Linked DNA regions of Homo sapiens: region 1 is linked to region 2. The links are chromatin contacts, found by Hi-C or POLR2A ChIA-PET in ENCODE. All regions are on one chromosome and are shown on one strand. Each heading gives the region's core, a stretch centred on a gene start or an enhancer-like site at or near the end of the contact. The rest is flanking DNA. Distances are from core to core; before and after follow the strand shown. Region 1 overlaps HENMT1 (HEN methyltransferase 1). Region 2 overlaps GPSM2 (G protein signaling modulator 2).

What was found. A loop is a pair of places that touch in the nucleus more often than their neighbours do. ChIA-PET counts read pairs that join two places held with the same protein, here RNA polymerase II (POLR2A). Pooled maps may share reads with other maps.
Region 1: a loop to region 2 is called in a map of Caco-2, with 7 times the contacts of the local background. The contact joins two enhancer-like sites. A Hi-C loop is called at or near these places in 9 of 168 maps with a recorded cell type or tissue (A673, CD4-positive, alpha-beta memory T cell, CD8-positive, alpha-beta T cell and 6 more) and 19 of 50 pooled maps. POLR2A ChIA-PET finds 5 or more read pairs at or near these places in 1 of 52 experiments (T-cell).

The regions. Positions count from the first base shown.
Region 1 is chr1:108,645,384-108,648,573 of GRCh38, forward strand. HENMT1 (HEN methyltransferase 1) reads right to left here. Exons shown (of 8, transcript NM_001102592.2): 8 at 2,912-3,190. The coding sequence ends at 3,183. Among named protein-coding and RNA genes, the nearest start is that of HENMT1, 14 kb to the right of the region's middle. Within about 2 kb of position 1,393, at least 27 of the 41 ENCODE cell types and tissues checked have a DNase peak (open chromatin) inside an H3K27ac peak, as active enhancers do.
Region 2 is chr1:108,895,448-108,898,643 of GRCh38, forward strand. It overlaps GPSM2 (G protein signaling modulator 2), which reads left to right. Exons shown (of 15, transcript NM_013296.5): 3 at 1,417-1,638; 4 at 2,045-2,180; 5 at 2,512-2,654; 6 at 3,195-3,196. Among named protein-coding and RNA genes, the nearest start is that of GPSM2, 20 kb to the left of the region's middle. Within about 2 kb of position 1,469, at least 3 of the 41 ENCODE cell types and tissues checked have a DNase peak (open chromatin) inside an H3K27ac peak, as active enhancers do.

The DNA.
Region 1 (3,190 bases), core at 143-2,642, 250 kb before region 2:
AGCATAGAAGGGGCTGAGATTCACATCTCAGTTGTATGGAACTGAACTTGAAGGCAGGCAGTGCTGTGATAACGTAAGCTTTTAGGAAATCATAGAAGTCTCAGAGTTTTGGAGTTACCCAGACTATGGAAATAGGAGTTGGAGGCAAATTATATTCAGATCTCAAGGGCCAGGGAGGTTTCAATACCTGGTAGTGCAGATTTCGTATCTAGTCTGGGAGGTGGGCAGTGGCAGTGAGAACCTTCTCTCAAAGAAGACTGCAGATTAAACTCTGTCTCCTGCTCAGCGCACTTGTTTTCACATTGTCTGTGGTGGCTTTGACTCAAGCAGAGTTGAATAGTTGTGATAGAGACTGGATCACCTGCAAAGATTTACTGTCTAGCCCCAAAAGCACGTCTGGCAACCCCTGACCTCAAGTATTAATGAGCCTTTCAGTGTGCAAAGAAAGGCCTGTATCCAGGTTGGGGGAAAGACAAACTTCTCAAGAAGAACGTAGGTACAGAAGCCGCAGAGAGAGCGGGAAGGCCATGGGGAAGAGCAGCTCCAGCCCCCATGGCAGTCATGAGCACTTAAAATGTTTCCACATGGGGGCTCCAGTGATTAGGCTCGAACAAAGTTAACTGATTAACTTTCAAGAAAGATCAGAGAAACGGCTGGTCTTGGCTAGAAACCTTGGCTCTACCACAGAAGAGCAATGATGAGAAGGGAACTCTAGAGTGAAAACTGCAGAGGCCTAGAAAGGTGAGGACGGACAGAGGGCCTTTGAGAGCAGGAATAGGGTGGGGCTACAAATCTCTTGTTCATGTGCACCTTTGAGCATTCATGGGGGAAGTCTGATAGCAGTATTAGAAATTCAAGGAAAAAACAGCTGGTTTACCAATGTAATGTGATTAAAAGACGGTTCTCATCAGAATCCCTCAATTCTCTCCCCCCTCACCAAATCCCCTTCCCATCTGCTTAATTATTAACCCTTGGAAACTCAGCTTGAGAATTACTCCCCCCAGCCCTCTCCCAGGCACCAACTCTGCATCTCCATAGCCCCCATTCCAGACCGCTCAGGATGTCCTAGCTGTGGCACAGATGGTTATTTGCCAGTGTTCCTTCTCCCCTTGTTCCTTGGCAGACCAAGTGGACACATGACCTCCCAGAATAAAAACTGTATTTCGCAGCTGATACGGTTTGGATCTGTGTCCCCATTCAAATCTCATGTCAAACTGTAATCCCTGATATTGAAGGAGGGGCCTGCTGGGAAGTGATCATGGGGGTGGGTCCTTTGTGAATGGTTTCGCACCATCCCCTTAGTGCTGTTCTCGTGACAGAGTCCGCCCAAGACCTGCTTAAACGTGTTCAGCACCACCCCTCGCTCCGCCTTGCTCCTGTTCCCACCATGTGAGATGCCTCGCCCCGCCCCAACCCTTTGCCTTCTGCCATTACTGGAAGTTTCCTGAGGCCTCCCCAGAAGCAGAAGCTGCTATGCTTCCTGTACACTCTGTGGAACCATGAGCCAATAAACCTCTTTATTACCCAGTCTCTGCTATTTCTTTACAGCAATGCAAGAACAGACTAATATATCAGCTTCCCTTTGTGTGGCCTGAAGACCACATTCTGATCAACAGGAAGTAAGCAGTCGTGTTGCGTAACAACCCACAGCAAGCTTTACCAGACAGCTTGTGTGTGCCCTTTGTCCCTTCTCTTCTTTCTGCTGTTTCAGAATATGAAAGTAGTAGCCAGAGCTCAAATCTCTCTCTCTGTCCCTGGATGGCATACTAAGTAGCCACAACATGCAAGATGGACGTCTGGGTCCCAAAAGTGGCAGAGCTCCCATGCCTGGGGCTTACCTCTGGACTCCTGTGCCTAAGAAATGCCTCTCATTTAAACTACTGTTTTCCCCCATGAGGTGAAGCTATGTTTCTTTCTCCCATTAGTACTACCACCCCAATTCCAACCAGAGAAGTACTACCACCCCAATTCCATCCTCAGAAGAGGGTGCTCAAAAAACAATCCCAGCACTTTGGGAAGCTGAGGCAGGAGGACCACTTGAGCCCAGAAGTTCAAGACCAGTCTGGGCAACATAGTGAGACCCTATCTCTACAAATTTTTAATTAGCTGGGCATGGTGGTACATGCCAGTAGTTCAAGCTACTGGTGGGGAGGAGGTGAGGTGGGAGGATTATTTTAGCCCAGAGGCTGAGGCTACAATGAGCCATGATTGTGCCACTGCACTCCAGCCTGGGTAACAGAACAAGACCCTGTCTCAAAAAAACAACAACAACAACAACAAAACATGGACAGCAATTACATCATGAAGAGGCTTCTATGCCCTCCAACCACCTGCATTCCTGTTTTATTGATGTTCTAGGCTAAATATTACACAGGTTAGAATTTGGCATTAAGGAGATAGAGAATCCCAGAAAAATTTTAAAGCTACTCTTACCCCAAAGAAAAGGTTTTGAACACTATATTTGATAACTTTCTCTTAAATTTTTAATATCACAATTGATATGGTTTGTATTTCTGTCCTTGCCCAAATCTCATGTCAAATTGTAATCCCCAATATTGGAGGAGGGGGCTGGTGGGAGGTGATTGGGTTATGAGGGCGGATTTCCCCCTTGCTATTCTTGTTATTAAACCTGGTTGTTTAAAAGTGTGTAGACCTCCCCAAGCTCTCTTCCTCCGGCTCTAGCTATATAAGACGTGCCTGCTTCCCCTTCGCCTTCCACCAAGACTGTAAGTTTCCTGAGGCCTCCCCAGCTTCCTGCATGCTTCCTGTGCAGCCTGCAGAACTGTAAGTCAATTAAACCTCTTTTCTTTATAAATTACCCAGTCTCAGGTAGTTCTTCACAGCAATGTGAGAACAGACTAACAACAATCAACTCATGGCTTTAACACAAAAAAAATAGGTAAGTTCAAAATTAACATATTACCACATCCAACTTCTTTATTCTTGAGAAAACAAAAAAGTCCAAAATCAAAGGAAAGCACCCGTTTTAAACCCTCATATCTTTCTCAGGGCTCACTGCAGTCTGGCCATATCTCAAGCAGGTCTGTCCAATGGCTTGGAACATAGACTTTTGCAGTGAAACTTTAAAAACATTACTTGAATTAGGATTACACAAAAAAAACTAAATTCTAAGTGAGCACAACTATCGCTGAGACCCTGAAATTTCAGGAAATAAACATGGTTCAAAACT
Region 2 (3,196 bases), core at 219-2,718:
CCACAGACCAGTACTGTTGTAGCCTGTTAGGAGGTAAGCTGCAGGTGGGCAGGACGAGTGAGCATTTTCACCTGAGCTCCGCCTCCTGTCAGATCAGCAGTACCATTAGATTCTCATAGGAGTGCAAACCCTATTGTGAACTGCACATTCGAGGGATCCAGATTGCACATTCCTTATGAGAGTTTAATGCCTGATGATCTGTCACTGTCTCCAGTCACACCCAGAGGAGACCATCTAGTTGCAGGAAAACAAGCTCAGGGCTCCCACTGATTGTACATTATGGTGAATGTATAGTAACAAGAGGAATAAAGTACACAATAAATGTAATGCACTTGAATCATCCCAAAACAATCCCCTGCCACCCGTCCATGGAAAAATTGTCTTCCACAAAACCGGCCCCTGGTGCCAAAAAGATTGGAGACCGTTGTATTAGAATATACATATAAGTATCGTATCAAATTCACAGTTTCATGAGTACTGCTTTGGATGAAGCTCCATTTTTTTAAAATGATAAGTTAAAGATAGTGTGCCAATTTAAAGGAAATTTGCCAAATTACAGAAATAATTAAACGAATAGGTAGTTCCTACATATGGCAGAAATCATGAAGATGCTGAAGAAACACAATGGCAACTTTGGTGAAGGGCACCCTCTAAAATTTAGGATTTGAATCCAAAGTATCAGTGTTTTTTTCTCCCAGATATGTTTACAGTGACTTAATCCTTCTTTTTCAATTCAGGGACAGACTTTCAAAATTAGTATTTCTGCAAATTTTTGAATCATTGTTTTCTAACTTAGTTTCTTGACACCTAGTTCTCTTGTGAAAATGTGTCTTACAGATCAAGAATATTTTGTTCCTCTATTTTTCTAGGGTATAAGTGGACATGTGGTGGTAAGAAGAGGAAGGAGAGTGAGTGTGTGTTGTGTGTGTATGAGAGAGAGAGCGAGGGATGGATGGCTGGATGGTCAGAGGGGCTGATGAACAGGTGACTAGATTACTTGGATACCTGGGTAGAGAACAATATTAATAATTGTAGGGCCTCACTTTCCTACATACTCATCTTCTCAGACTCTAAGGAAGTCCAGAGGTCTGTTACAACTCAGAATTGTTTGGGAAATACTGCTTTAGGCTCTTTCACTAGTAACGTGGATTGCTCTGGGCCAATTAAAATGAGCTCCACATAAAGATATTTAGCTATCCTGACCTCTCTGAGCAGGCTCAGAGAAATTCGAATAGGCAAATTACCTCTTGCTACAAATAACTGCTTACTGTTTTATCAGGAATGTATATAAACTTCAGTTATAGAGGCAGCTGCCCTGAACAAGAGTAGCCGCTTAAATTATATTACGGGAAGTTAAAAATACTGTGATGCAGCTGTAATGTTATGTTTAAATGTCTGTCCTGTATAATTTTGTAGAATGGAAGCTTCTTGCCTAGAGCTGGCCTTGGAAGGGGAACGTCTATGTAAATCAGGAGACTGCCGCGCTGGCGTGTCATTCTTTGAAGCTGCAGTTCAAGTTGGAACTGAAGACCTAAAAACACTTAGCGCTATTTACAGCCAGTTGGGCAATGCTTATTTCTATTTGCATGATTATGCCAAAGCATTAGAATATCACCATCATGATTTAACCCTTGCAAGGTAATTAATTTAAGCTTTTAAATATTCTTCCTTCTGAAATTAGCTATTACTTTAAAAAATATTTCTATTCAATTAACAAAAACTAACTTAATACATTTAATGAGTTCTACTTCAGTAACATCGCTTTTCAAAACTAACCTTTAGGCTGAACACAGTTTAATTGAATGAATAGTAGTGAATTGACCCTAGAGTTTAATTAAATGGATGAAAACTAATTACATTCAAATCCAGAAATGTAAGTTTTAAATATTTATTTAAAGTAGGTTTCAAAGCCAATGGGTTTTTCTTACCTTAAGCATGTCAGTTTGTCCTCTTGGAAAACTGTACTCTGGCTACTTTATATTTTAACACCATTTGTATTTTAATACCATTTGGTTTTTTGTTTTTTGTTTTTTGTTTTTTTCAGGACTATTGGAGACCAGCTGGGGGAAGCGAAAGCTAGTGGTAATCTGGGAAACACCTTAAAAGTTCTTGGGAATTTTGACGAAGCCATAGTTTGTTGTCAGCGACACCTAGATATTTCCAGAGAGCTTAATGACAAGGTAATACCGCAGCATTAGATGGTAGGCCTAATATTTTCATTCAAAGGGCTTTGCATTTTAATACTATTTAATTATTCTATAGTTTATTTTAAAATTAATACCAAAAAAGAAAACATTTATAGACTAATAGAAGTAAAAGAAAAAAAATTTAATGGAGAAAAAGAAGGAAATAGTAAGAGGTCTTTCATAAGTAATTATTTGATTGGTTCTGTATGGAGAGCCAATATAAAAATTTTTTTCCCTTGTCCGTAATACTAAGGATATTACAAATATATATGATAAACCTGACCTCTGTTTTCAAAATGTAAACTTTGCTGATGTCTTCATTTAGGTGGGAGAAGCAAGAGCACTTTACAATCTTGGGAATGTGTATCATGCCAAAGGGAAAAGTTTTGGTTGCCCTGGTCCCCAGGATGTAGGAGAATTTCCAGAAGAAGTGAGAGATGCTCTGCAGGCAGCCGTGGATTTTTATGAGTGAGTAGGGGCTGATATGGGCAGTCATGTAGGCCCATCTAAGCCGTGGATCTGCTGTACGTTCTTTATTCAGTAGTAAGTTTTTAAGTTTGGCAAAGATTTTAAAGTTATGAACTAGCAAAATCATCAATTCAGTTGCTTAAATGTTACAGTGTTATATTAGTAGTAATCTGCAGCTTTCATTTAAGTTGCAGACCAGTGCCACTTAGTGGCAAAAGCAAGAAATGTCAATGGTTGGTCTGTTATTTAGAGTAATTTAGTCTTTTACCAATAGAATTTCATAGAACTACTTAACTATAGGGGTTCCAAGATTAACTCTGTGCTTGACCCTGGGCAGAAACCTATCTGAATAGTTTAATAAAGTGTTCCCAGCTATTTCCTATAATTGCTCTTCATCATAGATGTCATCCTTAAAATGTTGCACATTATGGCTGTAAGCTTCCCTACATTTTTTTCTGATAAAAAGAATTAGATATGTAAATCACATACATAAAATTGTTCTGCAAACTTATTTTTTCATCACTTTTTGCGATCCCTTAGGG